2 separate regions of the Homo sapiens genome follow, and region 2 is linked to region 1. A link is an interaction called in ENCODE POLR2A ChIA-PET data of the cell type or tissue named here. Cell type or tissue: GM12878. All regions are shown on one strand.

Evidence for each region. ChIA-PET counts read pairs that join two places held together with the same protein. Peaks named below come from ENCODE experiments on the same cell type or tissue, not always from the same donor. Only the 100,000 strongest peaks of a DNase experiment are listed, where the experiment ranks them.
Region 2: POLR2A ChIA-PET joins it to region 1 with 10 read pairs; 4 of 35 experiments call an interaction of 5 or more read pairs at or near these places.

What each region holds. Positions count from the first base shown.
Region 1 is chr14:55,275,822-55,280,821 of GRCh38, forward strand. All of the region lies in intron 1 of FBXO34 (F-box protein 34), which reads left to right. Among named protein-coding and RNA genes, the nearest start is that of FBXO34-AS1, 6.2 kb to the left of the region's middle. RefSeq lists an enhancer at 3,790-3,889. In GM12878, no CTCF peak of the experiment used is centred here; a DNase peak (open chromatin) is centred at 2,337; H3K4me3 peaks cover 1,798 bases; H3K27ac peaks cover 2,441 bases.
Region 2 is chr14:55,457,148-55,462,147 of GRCh38, forward strand. No RefSeq gene overlaps it. Among named protein-coding and RNA genes, the nearest start is that of TBPL2, 19 kb to the left of the region's middle. In GM12878, no CTCF peak of the experiment used is centred here; a DNase peak (open chromatin) is centred at 1,915.

The DNA.
Region 1 (5,000 bases):
TCAAAAAAAAAAAAAAAAAACGAGGATAAACTATGTTATGCTAGATTGGCCAGAGGTGTTAGTTAAAGGTCAATTTAAGGAGGTATTAGAAACTCAGTTAAAAAGAATAGGGAATAGCTTATCATAGCCCAAGACAGACAAAGGGCCTAGATAACCACAGATTGAGATTGTGCTAGAATGAATGGAACTTGGTGAGTTCGGGCTTCCTTAGAGGCAAGAACAAGTGCTCAAGGCCAGAACTAGTCTATCTAGGCAATCTAAAATTAGAAGCATAGAAAAGAGGGACAACCCGAATACCTTTTCTCCTTTTCTTTCCACTCTCAGGCATGCATATACCTTCTTTTCCTTTAAAGTCAGTCCTTTAATTGATGAACTTGGGAAATACGCAAGCCTCTCACAGCCTTCATTTCCAGTGTTTGCTTTCTTTCTGGAAGATTTCATAGTGAAACATTTCATTCATTACAGAAAAGTGGAAAGAATTGTTTGTACATTGCATACCTAAATACCCACCACCCCTATATTGTTAGTCATATTTTGGTGTATTTGCTTTATTGCCTATCTATCGGTCTATCCATTCATCAATCCTTTTGTTTTTGTTGTATTTCAAAGTATACTTTACACCTAGACATTTCCCCATGCCTATTATTAACTATTTGTTTACTTGTTTTGTTGTGCCTGAGCGAGTTAGAAAAATGCCACACTTTGAGACGAATTAAGAGTCCTTTATTAGCCGGCGACCGAGAGACGGCTAACGCTCAAAATTCTCTCGGCCCCGAGGAAGGGGCTTGATTAACTTTTATATCTTGGTTGAGGAAGCGGGGGGGTCTAGTTAAAACAATTTTACAGAAGTTAAGTAGTCAAAAAAATTAAAAGGATAAATGGTTACAGGAAAGTAAACAGTTCCAGGTGCAGGGGCTTTAAGACTATTACAAGGTGATAGATTCGGGGCTTTGGGCATTATCAATCAGACGAATTCTTGGGGACTGCGGATATAGCTTCCCACAGTATCTTATCAGTTAATTGCATTCTTGGATGTGCTGGGAGTCAGCTTGCACAAGTAAAGTCCTTGAGGGAAGGGGCTGCCAGTGAAAGCCAAGATGGAGTTTGTCTGGTTCTCTTAGCTAAGGGAGAAACAAGGCCAGGTGAATAAGGATAAAACAAGGTTGGGCATTACAGTTTTTAGGCAAAACTTGTATATAGTAAAATGTACAAATCTTATGTATACCATTCCCTTAGTTTGAACAAGTTCATACATCTGTGTAATCCATATCCCTGTCAAGATATAGAACATTTTCATCACCACAAAAAGTTCCTTCCTGCACCTTCTAGGTTAATTTCATTAGCTGTTTAATCTCCTGCAATCATATTTCTACTAGTTCCTTCTGAAACTACTTGTTCAAATGGTCTACTTTGTTAGAAGTACATTAGGGTCGCATTGTGCTTGGTGTTCAGAGTATAAAGAAATGAAGAACATAGCCCTTGCTATATGATTTAATTTTTTGTTTTGTTTTGTTTTTTGAGACAGTCTCGCTTTGTTGCCCAGACTGAAGTACAGTGGTGCAATTCATAGCTCACTGTAACATTGAGCTCCTGGGCTCAAGCCGTCCTCCTTCCTCAGCCTCTTGAGTAGTTGGGTCTACAGGTGTGTGCCACCATGCCTGGCTGCTTTTTTTTTTATTATTATTTTTTAAAGAGACTAGATCTTGCCCAGTTTGGAGTGCAGTGGCTGTTCAAAGGCCCAATTATAGTGTACTGCAGCCTTGAACTTTTGGGCTCAAGTGATCCTCAGCCTTCTGAGTAACTGGCATGTACCACGGGCTTAGTCTGGGTTGTAATTAGGTATCTGAAGAGAGATAAGTAAATGTTACATGAATTCAGAGGACGCAAGTTTCTTAGGAGTGGATCTTGAATTAGGGCTTCTCAGTTATAATTCTATCCAAGTCGTGCCTACATTTTTATTCATAAACTGTTAACTCTTGTTGGGTTTCTGACTACTAGGAAGATGCTTCTTTTGTATATCCCTTTTTACTTTGGCTTATTCAGGATCCTGTAGCAAGATCATTTGCTTTAAGTAGTTGTAGCAAACAGGATTTATTGAGAGAAAGATATGTAAACTTTGAGCGGGCTGAATCAACAGATTAGTCTGAACTTCTAGAAACAAACCCCTGAATGACACTGCAGAGCTTGCCTGCCAAGGGGGCTACTGCCACCGCAGCACCGAGAACCATGTCGTTGAATCAGAAAGCCGCTACCAGAAGTTTAACTTCCTTGGGTAGGACTGTTGTTTCTGTTCTCTGTATCTTATGCAGGTATGTCTGCTTGCCCATACTTAGGTCATATGTGAAACCTTAGCATTGCCTATATGTAAAACAGGAAGTGCATGTGAGAGCTTTATTGCATTATTGAGTCTGCAGTACATTCAGTTTGTGAGGAACTGAACTCATTTTCCCCAGATTCCCTCACTGTGACGAAGTTAAGCTTTTTCTAAGTTTCCTTTTTCAGTCCAAAGGGATGGGTATTGTTCCAGTTTTCTGAGGTAGAAACTATTGAAAACTGTATCATTTAGATTTTTTTAATGCAGATGTAACAGAAAACCAACTCAAATTCACTGGCTCACAATATTAAAAAGTCCAAAGTTGAGGCTTGATTCAGTTATACTTGTGTGATCAGACTTAATCTTTCTCTTCCTTTATTTAATGAGCTCAGCTTCCGTGGTTTTGGTCCCTTTGTGTTCACATGTTTGTTGCAGCTCAAGCCCTACAACCTCATGCTATCAAGTCCAGAGGAAAATACATAGGACTACTGTACAAAGAAAACTAGTTACATTAAAATGTAGTTATAAAAGTATTTTAAAAAATTGTTGGTAATACCTGTTTCTTTTTTTGAGACAGGTGCTTGATCTGTTGCCTAGGCTGGAGTACAGTGGTGCTAACAAGGCTCACTGCAGCTGAACCTCCTAGGCTCAAGTGATCTTCTCACCTCAGCCTTCTGAGTAGCTGGGACCACAGGTGCGCACCACCACACGCAGCTAATTTTTAAATTTTTTGTAGAGATGAGGTCTCGCCATGTTGCCCAGGCTAGTCTCGAGTTCCTGGGCTCAAGCCATCCTCCTGCCTTGGCCTCCCAAAATGCTGGGATTATAGGCGTGAGCCACCATGCCCACCCTGTTTCTTTATTAAAGAGATTTAGTGAAGGCCGGGCGTGGTGGCTCACGCCTGTAATCCCAGCACTTTAGGAGGCCGAGGTGGGTGGATCACGAGGTCAGGAGACCAGCCTGGTCAAGATGGTGAAACCCCATCTACTAAAAATACAAAAATTAGCTGGGCATGGTGGTGGGTGCCTGTAATCCCAGCTACTTGGTAGGCTGAGGCAGAGAATTGCTTGAACCCGGGAGACGGAGGCTGCAGTGAGCTGAGGTCATGCCACTGCACTCCAGCCTGGGCGACATAAGCGAGACTCCGTCAAAAAAAAAAAAAAAGGAAAAAATATATTTAGTGGGGTCTAATAATTTCCAAGTGGTGATGAGTATTATTACTATTTGGAGGTATCTGTAACGAAAGATCATGTGATAGGAAAATAAATAAACTGTGATTTCTACTGGTGACAAAATGAACAGATATTGCTAATATAATACTATTGTGGTGTTTTGGCTGAATTCACAGTGAAAGGAAATGCTAAATTTCAGTTAGAGGTTAAAGTAAAGATGTAATTTGTTTTTCTCAGTTTAACGACACCCTGAATTCTATATATAAACCCTTGGAGTATGTGTGAACCTCAGCTTAAGAACCACTGCTAGAAGAGTTTCTCTTCCTAGAAGTTCAAGAAATGTATTCTTGTGTCTCATTGACTTTGGGTTATGTTGTCATTTCTGAATGAACCATTAAGGCAAGAGAAATAGGATTTGCTAATTAGTTTAGCCAGCCTGGGCCTACCTCTGGAGCTGGGGGTCATTCCCTCCTAACCAGCATCATGGGAGAGGAAGTGGATTTCCAAGGGAAAATCAAGAAGCAGTGGATGGCAGGATCTGGAAGAATTTGCTAAGTGCCCCTAAATAAAGAGCCAGTAGATACTGAGTAGCAAATAGCATTATGTCCATCCTCTCCCTTTACCTCCATGGTCAACCAGTCATTAAGTTTTAGTGAAACTTTCATTTGCATTTGCCTTTTTGTGTTTAGTCTCTTTGATAATATCTTAAACCTCCAGTGTGGTAGTGTGTGGATTAGTCCATTGGATTGTGGAAAGAAAAATATTGAAACTTCTGTTTATTCTTCTCATCCTACTAGTATTTATATACATTTTATATGTATGTAAAATATATTAGTACATGATATATGTACATACATGTATATATATCACATCATATTTGTGGGTACATGTTAAAAATGTTTTAAAAAATGGGAATGGGAGAACCAGAAAAGTTGAGATAACTATGTAGAGCAGCGCTGTTGAGTAGAAATAGCCCTCTATCTGTGGGTTTATCATCCATGGATCCAACCAACCTCAGATGGAAAATACCTGAGGAAAAAAAATTACATCTGTATTGAACGTGTACAGATTATTTTTTTCTTGTCATGACAGTACAGCATAACTCTTTACATAGCGTTTACATTGTATTAGGTATTTTAAGTAATCTAGAGTTTGTTTAAAGTATGCGGTAGAATGTGCGTAGGTTATATGCAAATACTACACCATTTTATATCAGGAACTTTTTTTTTTTTTTTTTGAGATGGAGTCTCACTCTGTCACCCAGGCTGGAGTGCAGTGGCGCGATCTTGGTTCACTGCAAGCTCCGCCTCCCAGGTTCACACCATTCTCCTGCCTCAGCCTCCCAAGTAGCTGGGACTACAGGTGCCCGCCACCTCGCCCGGCTAATTTTTTGTATTTTTAGTAGAGACGGGGTTTCACCATGTTAGCCAGGATGGTCTCGATCTCCTGACCTCGTGATCCTCCCGCCTCAGCCTTCCGAAGTGCTGGGATTACAGGCGTGAACCACCACGCCC
Region 2 (5,000 bases), 180 kb after region 1:
AGAATATATGCTAAGGTGTTATCTTTAGTTTCTCTTGGGAACCAAATATTCGTGTGACTCTAACTTCCTTGGCTATTGTTTTAAGCTACTGTTACCGTCTTGCTTATCAAATTGCTCATTTACTTGTCAAGGCTAGCTAGGTGACTGTAAATTCCCTTGAAGGAACTCAAGATTTTATTTCCCTGCTTGGGGTTGGGGGTGGAGGAGGGTGCTGCAAGCCCTTAAGAGGGGTCCCTGCTCCGTCTCAATACTTGCCCAATAGCTCTGAGAATTCTTGCTAGTGGGGCATGTGAAAGGAACCTGTGCTCCCTCTGCCACGAGTCTCTGCTTCCACTGCCTTTCTGGCATCTACTCTGGGCTCTGCCTCTGCATATCTCGTTCCTTTTGCATAGCCTATGTACTTACTCAACTCCCATACAAACCCCTCAGTCTCCAGACTGCCACTGGTCATGGCTGTGCGTGTGGTGCAAGCTTTAATGAAGATTTGGGCACCGGTGTGTGTATGTGCACGCATGTGTGTGCATGAGTGTGTGTGCATGTGTGCATGTGTCTGTGCATGAGTGTGTGTGCGTATGAGTGTGTGCATGTGTGTGTGCGTGCATATGTGTGCATAAGTGTGTGTGCATTCATGTTTGTGCATGTGCATATGTGTTAATTTCCTAGGGCTGCCATAAAAAGTAACACAAACTGAGAGGCTTAAACAATAGAAATTTCTTGTCTCATTGTCTCACAGTTCTGGAAGCTAGACACCTGAGATGAAGGTGTCTGCAGGGCTATGCTGTTTCTAACAGGTGCTAGGGAAGGATCTGTTCCAGGTCTCCCCTCCAGCTTCTGGTAGTTTCTTGGCTTGTGGCAGCATCACTCCTGTCTTCATATGGCTGTCACCGTGTGAGTGTCTGTGTTCAGATTTCCTCCTTGTATAACCACAGTAACATTGGATTAGGGGTCTACCCTACTTCACTATGACCTCATCTTAATTAACTATATCTGCAATGACCCTATTTCCAAATAAGATCATATTCTCAGGCACTGCGGGTTAGGACTTTAGCATATGAATTTTCAGCGGACACAATTCAACCCATAATTGTGTGTTTGTATGTGTGCGCATGTGTGGTCATGGTTAGGGATGTTAGATTACAGAATAGAAGGGTAAAACACTTTGAACTGCATACTCAACCATCCCAGTTCTCAAAAGTCCTCAGCCTTTCTGTCCTCTGAGGGCGCATCCTGTGTCCTGCCTTCCCCACAGCCTCCTGCCATGCAGTGGGACACCTTCTGGCCCTCTTCTTGGGATTTTCCCTGCTTCTTCATGGCTCATTCAGCTCCAACTCCAAAAATCACTGTGCATTTCTGATATAAAAGTTTCACTATTTTCCTCCCCAGGCCAACCATCCAGGCCTGGTCTAGAGGGCCATCTTAATAACTAAAAAGTCCACTAGAGATGTTTCTAACAAAGACAGTTCTCTTGCTGAGGAGGAATTCTGTGGTCAGCTCTGATAGTAACACTTTTTTTCTCTTCCTTTCATCAGTTAAATGAAATTATTTATTAGCCTAAATGTTTTATGCACTAGTTTCTGTTATTTCTGGGTATATTTAAAAAACAATGCCTCCTGTACAAAATCAGAAAAAAACAGAAATGATAGTGAGGACAGGTTGTGCCTCATGGGCCAGGGATGGACAGCTTATTACCCCTCCTTCTACTGGAAACATACTAATAAATACGATAACTCTTTCCTGCCAGGCAAGGTCATGGTTTCAGAACCGTTCTCTATAGAGTTGACTCAGGCCATCGTTATGAGTTCATTAGAGCTGATATGAGAGATTAAGTCAATTTGCCATCACTGTTCTAGACATTCTGTGGAGGGAATTTTATGCTTCTGGTGATGACTTCTATTTGTGTTCATTAACAGTTGCTAGTGTTTGGAAATGAATATAGGGTGGACAATGTGATTTCTGTATTAGTCAGAATAGGCTGAGTCATGCAATGGTAAAAAATGACACCCAAATCTTGGTAGCTAACATGAATAAAGGTTGATTTCTTGCTCATAACACGTGTCCTTTCAGGATCACCTGAAGTTCTGCTCCATATCCCCTTCATTCAGGGACTCAGGCTGACGGAGCAGCCTCTACCTGGAATATTGCTGCTCTCGTAGCAGAGGGAGAGAGGACATGGGCGAACAATAAGCTGGCTCTTTAAAGCTTCTGCTTTTAAGTGAGCCAAGTCAATTCCACTCACATTTCATTGGCTAAGCAAAATGTCAATGCGGAGAGGAAGTATTAATTCTTCCTCAGAGAGGGGCAGCAACAGCATTAAAACAGTTTACATCAGGTACCTAATTTTTGTTATTGATCTTAAATGTCCGAGAAATGAAGTGAAAGAAAATGGAGACCTTTTATATTAATTTTAATGGCTCTTCTTTACTCTTCTTACTATATGTGGTAGAATTCTTATGAGGCTTAAAGAATAGAAATACATATTTGATGGGATTGACATCAGAACCTTTATTATTTAATGCCTTTTCTGTAGCAGGAATGTAACTAGTTTTAAGAGAAGGCTACTTAATGGTCAAAATAGTTGTATTAATGAAGGACTAAGATAATCATGGTTAAATCCCAACTCTAATGATCTAATACAACACTGTTGTTATTTATCTTCATAGCAAATTATGGTAAACCTAACATTATTATCCTAATGAAACATATGTTGTACTTTTTTACATGCTTTTGCTAGGCAAATCATATTTTCATATCAAAATACATTAAGGCAGATATTAAAGGGTAGGTGCAGTGGCTCATGCCTGCAATCCCAGCACTCTGGGAGGCCTAGGCGGGCAGATCACTTGATGTCAGGAGTTCGAGACCAGCCTGACCAACATGGTGAAACCCCATCCCTACTAAAAATACAAAAAAAATTAGCTGGGTGTGGTAACACATGCCTGTAATCCCAGCTACTGGGCTGAGACAGGAGAATCGCTTGAACTCGGGAGGCGGAGGTTGCAGTGAACCAAGATTGCACCACTGCACTCCAGCCTGGGTGAAAGAGCAAGACTCTGTCTCAAACAAAACAAAAACAAACCAAAAAAAAAAAAAACCCAGATATTAAAAAATGATCACTTGCTGTGATAATTATTCACTTCATTCCATTAATGTTAGAGTTTCAGCAGGTTACATGCAAAGCAGAAAGTTGCTAAAGTGTGTTTGGAAGAACATTAGTTTAGAAGACTGCTGATAAATATTGAACCAAAAAAAATTTAGTAATTCAAAGGTTCAGGGAATATTTGGTTAAACACAGTAAATAGGATTCTTTGATTCAAGATATATCAGAACTTTAATAATGTGTCATTAGTGCATAAGCCCTTTGTCAAGCAATGTTCTGTAGAAAACACTTTGGGAACTGCTGGCTCAGATTTTAATCTGTGTGTGGTGGGGATCTCCATCTCACTTCATTTTTATTTCTTTTTATTTTAGTTTTTTGTTTCTTTTTTTTTTTTTTTTTTTTGAGATGGGACCTGGGTCTGTTGCCCAGGCTTGGAGGCAGTGATGCAATCACAGCTTACTGCAGCCTTGACCTCCTGGGCTCAAGCTATCCTCCCACCTTGGTCTCCCAAGCAGCTGGGACTATAGGCATGTACCACTACACCTGGCTAACATTTTATTTTTTAGTAGAGACAGGGCCTCGTTATGTTGCCGAGGCTGGTCTGGAACTTCTTGGACTCAAACGAACCTCCTGCCTCATCTTCCCAAAGTGCTTGGATTACAGGCATGAACCTCCACGCCCAGCCTCCATTTCACATGAGCCTTCCAAACCCATGGCCATTTTGGGGTCTACCATCACCCAACATGCCCGGAATCACCAGTTCAAGCTTTCCCTTTCTGGCCACAGCATCTTTTCCTGCCAGCCTGCTTTCAACCAGTCCCAGTACAACCACTTGTCAACCTCACTGGAACTCCAATCCTTGCGGACTTCTGTTTACTTCTAATCATTCTGTCTCCTGCTGTCTTGATTTCCTGCTTATCACCTTAGACTGCATGATACATTGTTTTAGTAACATACCTGGTCAATGATCTAAAGGCCCTTTCTATCCTATCTCTTAGTTGGGTTTGGTGAAACCCAACTAATAGCTGATGATCCTTCTATATTTCCCTGTTCAGCTTACTTTTTACTCTCCTACTCACTGTAATGACTATTCCAAGGCTTTTCTGCTTCCTGGATTCCACAACCACCTCCCTCCACTCCCTCTGCATGCCCTATCTCCTTTAGGGCCTGGTGTTCCTAATTCTGAAAACTCCCTATAGCGATCCCCATTCTAGCCTCCTTCTCCCCTGTTGGGACAGTAAAAATGTTTCTCCCCATCTAAGAACAATACCTTTCTGGGGAATTTTGACTCTCATACCCTCCCAACTTTCCAAACACCTTGTAGTATTGATTATACCTTCTCTCTTTTTCTCTTTTTTTTTTTTTTTTTGAGACCAAATCTTGCTCTGTCGCCCAGGCTGGAGTGCAGTGGCATGATCTTGGCTCACTGCAACCTCCTCCTTGCAGGTTCAAGTGATTCTTCTGCCTCAGCCTTCCGAGTAGCTGGGATTAAAGGCACGCACCACCACGCCTGACTAATGTTTGTATTCTTAGTAGAGATGGGGTTTCACTATGTTGGCAAGGCTGGTCTTGAACTCTTGACCTTGTGATCCGCCCACCCCGGACTCCCAAAGTGCTGGGATTATAGGCGTGAGCCACTGTGCCTGGCCCACCTTCTCTTTCTTATATAGACTCAATCTTACTTTTCAATTGCTCTTTCTCATCAGCCATCAGCTTTGAGATATGCTTAAGTCCCATTTTAAAAAGGAAGAAAGAAGAAAGGGAGAAAAGGAAGGAAAGAAAAACCTTCCTCTGACATTACATTCTCTCTAGCTAGTCCTGCCTTTGCATAGACAAAATTCTCATTGTCTCCATTTCTTCTTCCATGCATTCCTCAATTTGCTCCTATCTAGTTTAAAAAAAT